2 separate regions of the Homo sapiens genome follow, and region 1 is linked to region 2. Evidence: read pairs that join two places in POLR2A ChIA-PET (ENCODE). Cell type or tissue: K562. All regions are shown on one strand.

Region 1 (5,000 bases), 120 kb before region 2:
GGTCCTGCCCTCCTGGTCCGTGGGCCAGGATGTGCAGAACAACCACTCAGGCCTTTCTGGCCCACCTGGACAGTGCATTTACCTGTGTGCTGCGGGAGGCAGACTGCACAGCTGTCCTAGGGTAACTCACTCTGCAGCCCTTGAACATGGCACTGCCCTCCTCTGGCACTCATGCTGGGCCTGTGCCCACTGCTGCCTCTCCATCCCTCTCTCATTGGCCTATACATCTCTTAGGACCTTTGTAATGGTGTCCATGCACCTTTAGAGGACTTCAGAGGCCCTGCCAAGTCTAGCATGTTCCTGTCTCCAACACCGCCTCCTGCACATGCAGAGCAGACAGAAATACCCCACACATTCCCCAGCCTCTCTGCCCAGTATGCTCATCCACAGGGTTTTCTCACTGCTATGAACCAGCCCCACAGCCCCAGGCCCCTGTCACCTGGCTATGCCCACTCATCCCACCCGTCTCGTGCTGTTGCTTCCCGTAGATGGCGAGCACCTTGCAGGCAGCCTTCTGATCAGTACTGCTCTCCTAGGGCCTGGCACACTGCAGCTGCCCTGTAAATGTTCAGCTCAGCGATTGCCAAATACCAGTTAGGGAAGAACACTGGCATCTTTTTCTATTCATTCCCCCTTCAACATATTTTTTGTAGTTTTTTATATAAATGACTTTTTTTTTTTTTTGAGATGGAGTTTCACCCTTGTTGCCCAGGCTGGAGTGCAATGGCGTAATCTCGGCTCAGTGCAACCTCTGCCTCCCAGGTTGAAGCGATTCTCCTGCCTCAGCCTCCCAAGTAGCTGGGATTACAGGCATGCACCACCATGCCTGGCTAATTTTGTATTTTTAGTAGAGATGGGGTTTCTCCATGTTGGTCAGGCTGCTCTCGGACTCCTGATCTCAGGTGACCTGCCCACCTCGGCCTCCCGAAGTGCTGGGATTACAAGGGTGAGCCACCATGCCCGGCCATAAATGATTTTATTCATTTTTATGTTTTCTTTTGGGCGGCGGGATGGAGTCTCTGTCACCCAGGCTGGCGTGCAATGGCACGATCTTGGCTCACTGCAAGCTTCCCCTTCCGGGTTCATGCCATTCTCCTGCCTCAGCCTCCCGAGTAGCTGGGACTACAGGCACGTGTGACCATGCCGGGCTAATTTTTTATATTTTTAGTAGAGAGAGGTTTCACCGTGTTAGCCAGGATGGTCTCGATGATCTGACCTCGTGATCTGCCCGCCTCGGCCTCCCAAAGTGCTGGGATTACAGGCCTGAGCCACCGCGTCCGGCCTCCATAAATGACTTTTAAAGGGGTTGTATGTTTAGTGTGAACAAAGACAGTACAAAGCATATAAAATACAAGGTGAAAGCCCCCCCCCCGCCACATTAGCTGCGCCCCTGAAGTGTCTCCAGCAGAAGAGATGGATGAATGGAAGGACACACAGATGGACAGAGAGCAGGAAAGACTGTTAGCTCTGCTAACAGTCAGGACTATTCCTTCTGGACTCTGTGCCTTTGCCTGCACAGCTAGTGTTGATGGCTTGTTTGTTGTTTTCACCAGAGTGAGCTCCTTCTGGACATACTGCCTGGCAGCCTGCCTTCCTAGGGAGCTGGCGCCAAGGCCTCTCCCTGATGGCACACAAGGAGCCTCCTTCCTGTAGCAGCGCCCAGTTTTCATGTGGATGGATTGTAGTTCATTTGACCCTCCCCATCCGCGGGCCATCCGGCTTGTGTCCAGCTTTTAGCTCTTGCCAATGGTGCTGCAGTGGCCATTCTTGTAGTTATAGCTTTGCGTACTCAGGAAGGCCCTTCTCCCGACTGCGGCCCCCAGCCTGGTCCACTAAATGCAGCCTGTGGTCGGGCAGACAGCATTGGGGTCCATTAGGAAGACCAGGTTTGCTGGGCATAAGCTTCACAGGACGGGAGAACCTGCCCATGGTGGACTGTCGTTCTCCACAGCTCCCTTCCCTTGCCCCTTCGGGCCTCCAGGATATGTTTGCGGGGGTGGGTGTGGTGTCCAGCTGTTACCAGCTTCTGAGCTAGAGCTGTACTGCCTCACGTACACCCCCACCTCTGTAAATGGTCCTTGATTAAATCGTCCTCATATTACCTCCTGCAATGTGCCAGCTGATTCCCACACACCCTGACTGACATAGTTGTGGCCTCTCGAACTTTGATATTTGGCCTGGGAGGACAGAAGAGTAAGGTCGCCACGGAAACGCAAGGGGCTCAGTTGTCCCCCCACCCCAAGTTGATGCAGCATCTTCTCGGTCAGAATTGCTTCAGGGTGGTTTGCGCACCCTCACTTTGATGATTTAATGAAGACATTTCCTTCTTTCCCAGCATCGGGCAGTAAGTTTCCTGGGCAGAGGCACTTTCTGTTGGTCTGGTCTTGTGGGCCCAGGCAAGCAGCCCCCTGCAGCCAAGGTGCGGCAATGACCACAGTGACCGCGTCCAAGTGCTGCCGAAACGCCTTTTTCCTCTTCCCTGTTTCCCTGGACCCTTTCCTGCTCTCTGTCCATCTGTGTGTCCTTCCGTTCACCTGTCTCTTCTGCTGGAGACACGTACCTGAAGCAGGTCCTCTCCTGTCACTTCCTGGCTCCCCAGGGCTAGGTCCCAGGGTGCTCTCGCTCTGGCTTTCGAGGCTCCTCACCACCCAGCCCACCCCACCCCCACAGGCCCCTGTGCTCCAGTTTCATCCCTGGTCACAATGCAGTCTGCAGATGCCAGACCCCTCTTCTGTGCCCAACGGCTGGGACACCCCTACTCCCAGAGAGGCCTCTGTGGACACCCCCACAGCTCTCGCAGCACTTGATACCTTGAGTGTGATTGGTCACATCTGGGCTTTCTCCCCCACCCATCTGTGGAACCCCAAGAGCCAGGACAGTGACCTCATCACCTCTACTGTCTCCCCTAGCACCTCTGGGAGGAAGGGCCCACAGTAGGTGCTCAATAGATGTGTAAAGAAGGCAGGGAAGCAAGAAGGTTGCTCAAACAAGACCATGTTCCCAGCAGACAGATTGCACTCTGACCCAGATGCCACCACACGAAACTTACACCTGCCTGGGGAACAATCCTGTGCTTGGCTCTCCTTGGTGGCCAGGGACAGTTGTGCCTCATCCCTCACTTGCAAACCCCAGTCCTGTCTGACCCAGAGACCCTCACAGGGCATCAGCCAGTGAAGGCGGTTTGGGGCTGGAGGATATGTTCTGATCTTGGGAAGAGCTTGGTAGGAGCCAGCCACAGAAAGTTTCAGGGCAGAACTGAACAGGTCTCGGGAAGGACACTTCATGCCAGCTAGAGAGGCTCTGGGCACAGGAAAGAATTGGACTTCGGGCAGAAAAATGTTTGTGCTATTTAGTACTATGTAACAAATCACTCCAAAACTTCATTGCTTAAAGCAACAAGCATGTATTATTTCTCATGATTCTATGATTTGACCAGCTATTCTTCCGCTCCCTGCTTGGTAGCTGGGCCACTAGGATGACTCTCCCAGAGTCCAAAATGGCCTCCCTCATATGAGTGGCAGGTGGTGTGGCTCTACCTGAATGCTTGGCAGGGCCTTGCCACATGGCAGCTTGGGCTTCCTCACAGTGTGGTGGCTGGTTTCTAAAAAGGACTGTTTCCAGGCTGGGCACAGTGGCTCATGCCTGTAATCCCAGCACTTTGGGAGGCCAAGGCGGGCGGATCACGAGGTCAGGAGATAGAGACCATCCTGGCTAACATGGTGAAACCCTGTCTCTACTAAAAATACAAAAAATTAGCCAGGCATGGTGGCACGCACCTGTAGTCCCAGCTACTTGGGAGGCTGAGGCAGGAGAATCACTTGAACCTGGGAGGTGGAAGTTGCAGTGAGCCGAGATCTTGCCACTGCATTCCAGCCTGGGTGACGGAGTGAGACTCTGTCTTTTAAAAAAAAAAAAAAAAAAAAAAAAAAAAAAGGAGTGTTTCCAGAGACAAGCCCCAATGTGTAAGTGCTTATCAAGCCTCTGTTTACATCACACTTGCTATATTTGGCCAAAATGGGGCATTTTGGCCAAATGTCCAAAGTCCAGAGTCAGTGTGGGAGGGGATTTCATAAGGGTGTGAAGAACTGGAGGTCTGATGCATTGGGGGCCAATATGGGGGGGTGGGGTGCAATATAGGGAACTAAGGGAGAGAGTAAGATGAAGGGCTGTGTCCCAATGTCTGCTCCTTTTTTGTCCTGAGGCAAAGCAAGGGCTTTCTCCCTAAGCAACAGCTCCTTACCCTGACCTTTGCCAATGAACTCAGCATAGAGGTGCTTCCTCAAGAAAGCCTGCTTTAGCCTCTCCAGCTGGGTCAGGTTGCCCTTGATCCCTATCCTGGTCTCTTTACAATTCCCTTACCGTCCTGGTGGCCTTGGTGGTCTGCCTTGTTCACTGCTGCATCCCCAGCACCAGCCTACTAAGTAAGCCTTGGAATGAGTGCACGGCTAGTCTCACAGTGCAGCCTCACACGATGTTGTTAACTGGTGCTCTACACCTTGGATCCCAAGAGGGCGAGGCCAGAGCCCAGGTCACCCCTGACCCCAGCAGGCACCACCACCCACCACCCACTGGAACCCACTTGCAGTGGAAATTCTGACCCACTGTTCCCCAAAGCAGAAGTCATCCAGGAGTGGGGTGCCTCCTGGGGGAGTAGCAAGAGGCCACATTTATGGAGCACGCTCTTTGTGCCAGCCCCGTATGCAGTGAGGTGCTCTGGAAGCTCGTTTAACCACAGCAATGCTGTGGGCTCACTACCACCCCCGCCCTGTCCCCGCCTGACAGGTGGGGAGACTGAGGTGCAGACAGCTGAAGAGATGGGACACACCTGAGCACCTCCTCCTCCTCTGAACTCCTGGTCCCTCCCCTGCCTCTGCTGCCAACCCCACTTGGAGTCTAATCCCAGTGGGAATCTGCTGCAGGTGCCCTCACCCCTGGGGCTCAATGTCTCTCAGTCAGTTGCCCCAGCACACTGCCACCCAGGGTCGAACCCCAAAAGGAGT
Region 2 (5,000 bases):
TGTCTCACCAGTCAAGGCCCTGCTGATTTGTTGATGATCAGACTGTAGTTCGTGTACCTGGGGAAGTTTTCCAGCATCTCCATGGAGCCATGGTCTCTGATTCCTGGAGCATGTCGTAGTCGGTTCAGGCTGCTGTAACAAAGTATCATCTGCTGAGAGGCTCACACACAGGCCTTTACCTCTCACAGTGGTGGAGGCTGGAGATCCGGCAGGGTGCCAGCAGGGTCAGGTTCTGATGAGGGCAGTGAGAAGCACGGCCACCCTCCCACTGTACCCTCACATGGCCTTCCTGGGAGTGGACATGGAGAGAGAAAAGGACCTCTCTTTTTTTCCTTCTTATGAGGACACTCATCCCATCACATGGATTCCACCGCATGACCTCATCTACACCTACTCACCTCGCAAAGGCCCCACCTCCAGATACCAGCCCATTGGAGTTAGGGCCTCAGCATAAATTCTGAGGGGGACAGAAACTTTCAGCCCTAACAGTATGCTTCTTCCAGACTGGCCTTCCTGGGAAGGCCCTGGATAGGCTGTGCCTGGGGTTGGGGGTGATGTTGCACTGGCAACAGCTGGAGGAGGCAGCTGGCCTGGGGGAAGTCCCCTTAGCAAGGAGGTGCCCCTCCTCACTCCCACCAGCCTGATGCGACCCCCTCCTCAGAAGACAGGGCACATAATGTGACCTCACAGGGCCTCAGTTTCCTTGTGTGTAGAAATCAGGGTTATGGTGCCTGCCTTGTAGAGTCCTGGTGAGGAGTGAGTGGTGTGATTCATGGGAAGCTGTGACTGTCACATTCCCACCTGCAGAGGACATGGCGAAGGGTGACAGCCCCGTGTGAGGCCCTGCAGGTCGCAGTTTCATTTAATCCTCAGAACATACCACCAGACTGGTCTTTCTCACCCCATCATGTTTAAGGAAACAGAGGCTCCAAGAAATGGAGGAGCATAGCCAGCATCATCGTCACAGAGAAGGAGAAGGGTGGGCTCGGGACAGTGAAGATGCAGGCTGTCCTGGCCACCCTTGCTTTCTGCGGGCTCCTGTGGGGATGATGATTTTAGTTATTCAAGAAGACAGGTGGCGTTTCTTCCAACTGGTGTTTCCCACCTGGGATGTGGGGGGGCTCCCCAAAGGGAGTGTTGTCCTGCCAACTGGGGCCTGCTGTCCCACTGCCCTGCCCCGCTCTGAAGCACACACAGGGACCCATGCCCACACGGGGTTACTTGCACCAGGACACACACAGGCCTGACACGCACAGGACATGCCCTTGCATGGGAACACACACACAGAAACATGGAGATGCACACAGTGAGACACACGGGCACACACCTACCCAGGCCACAGGCCTGTGTGGGGTTCCACGCACGAGGGCACGCTCAGGCACTCACACTCACACAAGAATGAACACACCTGGAAACATGGAGACACACAGGGACACACAGACGCAGAGCACATAGGATCTTCCCCTGTGCCCTTTTCATACACAGACTCCCATGGCCCCGGGGAGCCAAAGTGTGGTACCGTCCCTGTCCCGGGGCCACTGAGGCCCTGGCCCTCTCTGTCCCACAGCTCCAGCTGGGACTGTTTGCCCTAGTTGAGATGCTGAGCCTTGGGGACAGTGGTTTCCAGCCACGTGGCCTTATGCCGGCTTTGGGATGCAGTCAGGATTGTGACCCCGGCCCACCCTTGCCGTGTGCCCTGGAGGACGACTCGGGTGGGCTATGCAGGAAGCCTGTGCTGATCTCAAGGCCAACTGTCCTGTACTCCAGGCCGGGGACCAGGCTGCTGAGCGCTTCCGAGAGGGACATCTCCTGGGCAGGGAGTGACATAGGCCACGCCATGTGGGCCTCCCAGCCATGTGCTGGTGCTGTGTGGGCTGGGAGGGCAGGCAGGGGCCGAGTGACGGGGACTGCAGAGCGGGGCCTGAGATGCTGTGACATGCTGGGCTGCCTGTGGCTTTCGGGCTTCTCTCAGATGAGAGTTGCACAGGTGGGTGGGGGGTTGGGGAGTCTGTGGCAGCATCAAAAGAGTAGCCCAGAAACCGCCGAGTCCACTGTTCGAGCCTCCCGGGCCTGCAGCCCGCACCCCAGAGGGGCCACTTCCTCCCCACAGTCAGGCCTGTGTGTCCTCTCAACGTGGCAAGCCGGCATGTGGGTGCTACAGGTCCCCAGTGTGACACTCAGTAGCCTTGCTGAAGGCCGAGGGTGCCCCTTAGGTGGGTTGTGGGCAGCCTCTGCTGGAGAGGGAGCTGCGTTTCTTGACCGCAGGCAGAGTGGGCTGGGTCTGCAGTTTCTGAGCTGAGCATGGGGTGCCCTCTGCTGGTGATGGCGAGAAGCTCACTGCCTTTGTATGGAGAAGGCTGCCATCCAGCCCCGCCACTGCCCCAGAAGGAAGGCGCCTGAGACCCCTCCTCCTTGGCCGGGAGGCCCTTTGCTGTGTCCCTGCCAAGAGGACCTACTGCAGTCCTTCCCGAAGGACCTCAGTGTCCTGGGACCCTACCCAGATCTGGTCCCCACTGCAGACCCAGCAGTTTGGGTTACCCGGCTTCAGCGCTCCAGCTCTACATGATGTTTCTCCAGGTGCACATGCTGTTTCTTGCTTCCCGTGGGTGCCGTCACCAGGCAGCCGTCTGCCCTCGGCAGGCGGGGTGTGGGTGAGTGCCGATGAGTCATGGCCTTGGCACGCCGGCAGCCTTCCTACCCTTCCACTTATGGGCACCAGCAGCCCCTGCGTAATTCATTGGTTCCCCTTCGCAAGAGCCGGCTGCCTGTCGTGAGCCAAGCTGCTTATGATGGTGACATGAAGCCTCCACCTCTGAGAGTGTCGGAGGACTGGCCCAGGCTGTTCTTGCAAATGGGGAGCTCTGTTGCCTCCGGCCCCAGAATGGGGGAAAAGTTCAGAGAGACCGAGGCTCCCCGAGAAGAACCTCAGGCTGCAGGTGACAGCAGGGCAAGGTGCCTGGTCTGGCCCCAGGACCAGCCTGGCTCCCTGAGAGCACAAGGCCTCATCACTTCTCGAGATGAGGACAGGTGCACCGCCTGCGGGGAGACACTGGGTTTTCACACTCTCTGTTGTATGTGCCTCCCCTGCCAACCCTTCTGACTCTCAGTGCAGGGCGGGCGTCGTCCTCCCTGTGAGCCTTCCCTGAGACCAGGTGGGCTGGGTGCCCACTAAACACTTGGCCTCTCTGCCACGAGGTTGTGGACTCCTGAGGGTAGAGGCCTGTGAATGTTACCCCTCTCTTTCTGCGCTGCCTGGGACAGAGGGTGGACCTCCCTGAAGCTCTGTTTTCTCATTAAGGACCTGCCTACAGCCTGTTGTGGGGATTGGGTCAAATAATTCAGGCGATGTGCTCGTGCAGTGCGCTGGTCCCAGCGTGGGGAAGGCTTGCTGCGACAGCCTCTCCTCCTGTCCCTGTACCCTCGGCACAGCGCCCAACCCTGTGAGGTACCAGGCAGGGGTGACTTACCTAGACATGCCCATTCAGCAGCCCCTTGAGCAAGAAGGACCGACCCTTGCCTTTCAGATGCAGACCAAGATGCAGAAAGGCACCCTTCTCAGGCCGCAGGTGTCCAGGCAGGTGTCAGAGGTGCAGCCCGTGCACACCGGGGACCCTATCCATCCTGTCTAGTTGGGAGGACTAGGAGTTCCACATGTGGGACCCTCAGTTCCTGCTGCCTTCAGAACCAGGCCCAACCCTTGCTGTGACCTCGAGGGCTGCCACTTTTCAGAGTGCACTGGGCCTGTCTCCACCCATAGACCATACTGCCACATCTGTACCTCGGGCACCAATCTCTCCCCACCACAGGGGCCTGTGCCTGAGATGGTCCCTCTACAGAAATACCTGCTCCTGGCATGGCTGGCTTCTTGCCAATTCTGGATCTCCAGCTGCCACCCCAGAGAGGCACTGGCTTCCCTGTTTAAAGAGGGTCCCCCCATCACCCATCTTCACAGCAGACTGTTTGCTTGGCTGTGTGCCCCTTCAGACCCACACCCATTACCTCCCCCTCTCCCCCATCCTCCCACCCTCTTCCAAAGGCTGAACACACAGGAGGGATTGGGAAATTTGTTGAACAAAGAAGTTACACATAAGCCCTGATGTGTTAGCAGGACAGTGAGATGAACAAAACGTTCTGGAAAGTGGGTGTGAGGGTCAGATGTGGAGGGAGTGAAATCTTCCCAGGGAGAGAATGTCTCTGGGTCAACCTGCTCCTGCTGGGCTGGGAGGGCCGAACACCCCCCACCCATCACCCCAGGCTGGCCCTGACCCCAGCCTTCCCTGTGCCTGCAGCACCGGCAGCTGCTGAAGGACAGCTTCATGGTGGAGCTGGTGGAGGGGGCCCGCAAGCTGCGCCACGTCTTCCTGTTCACCGACCTGCTTCTCTGCACCAAGCTCAAGAAGCAGAGCGGAGGGTGAGTGACGATGTGGCCCCTGTCCCAGCAGTGACCCCACCCTGACTCTCCAGGTCATGGAGGGTCTTGTCATGGCGGAGGTCAGTGGTGATGTAGCTCGTTACATTCCGTTTCTACTTGGGCACAATGCCAGGCTCCAGGTTAAAGATTGTCACTAGCAATCTGGAGACGTCATGGGGCATCAGGGTGACCAGCTTTGACTCCTGTAGTGAGGGGTAAACCCGACCGTGGCTTCCGGCACTATTGCAGAAAGGTCACCTCAGGACCCATCCGGGAAGCGTGAGATCAGGGGCTGCAGGCAGTGCTGGGTGGTGGCTGCTCCTTGTCTCCCCGAGCCTGGTGGTGGCTTTCCGAGTTATCCTCGGCATAGGCGTGCACACACTCCCCTCCTCCCTCCTCCCTGGGTTCACCCAGGTTGCACCAGGTTGGAATGGAGCAAAGAGGGCCACACTGGGAAGGACCAGCACGGGGCTCTTTCCTGCATCCTGCCGTTGCCCTGCTGAGTGGGTTTAATCAGTCAACTCAGAGGAGAGCCTTAGTTCCCCCATCTGTCAGGCGAGGGGATGACGCCAGCTAGATCTGTAGTCCC

What was found. ChIA-PET counts read pairs that join two places held together with the same protein. Peaks named below come from ENCODE experiments on the same cell type or tissue, not always from the same donor. Only the 100,000 strongest peaks of a DNase experiment are listed, where the experiment ranks them.
Region 1: POLR2A ChIA-PET joins it to region 2 with 10 read pairs; 16 of 35 experiments call an interaction of 5 or more read pairs at or near these places.

Annotation. Positions count from the first base shown.
Region 1 is chr22:23,162,245-23,167,244 of GRCh38, forward strand. RAB36 (RAB36, member RAS oncogene family) reads left to right here. Exons shown (of 11, transcript NM_004914.5): 11 at 1-3,419. It also overlaps a transcript of RSPH14 not described here. Among named protein-coding and RNA genes, the nearest start is that of BCR, 16 kb to the right of the region's middle. RefSeq lists an enhancer at 4,410-4,911. In K562, no CTCF peak of the experiment used is centred here; a DNase peak (open chromatin) is centred at 2,008; H3K27me3 peaks cover 3,880 bases.
Region 2 is chr22:23,279,688-23,284,687 of GRCh38, forward strand. BCR (BCR activator of RhoGEF and GTPase) reads left to right here. Exons shown (of 23, transcript NM_004327.4): 9 at 4,290-4,411. Among named protein-coding and RNA genes, the nearest start is that of LINC02556, 44 kb to the right of the region's middle. RefSeq lists silencers at 69-376, 2,358-2,407 and an enhancer at 1,858-1,967. In K562, a CTCF peak has its summit at 2,277 (motif pointing left); DNase peaks (open chromatin) are centred at 34, 404, 1,134, 2,284 and 5 weaker places.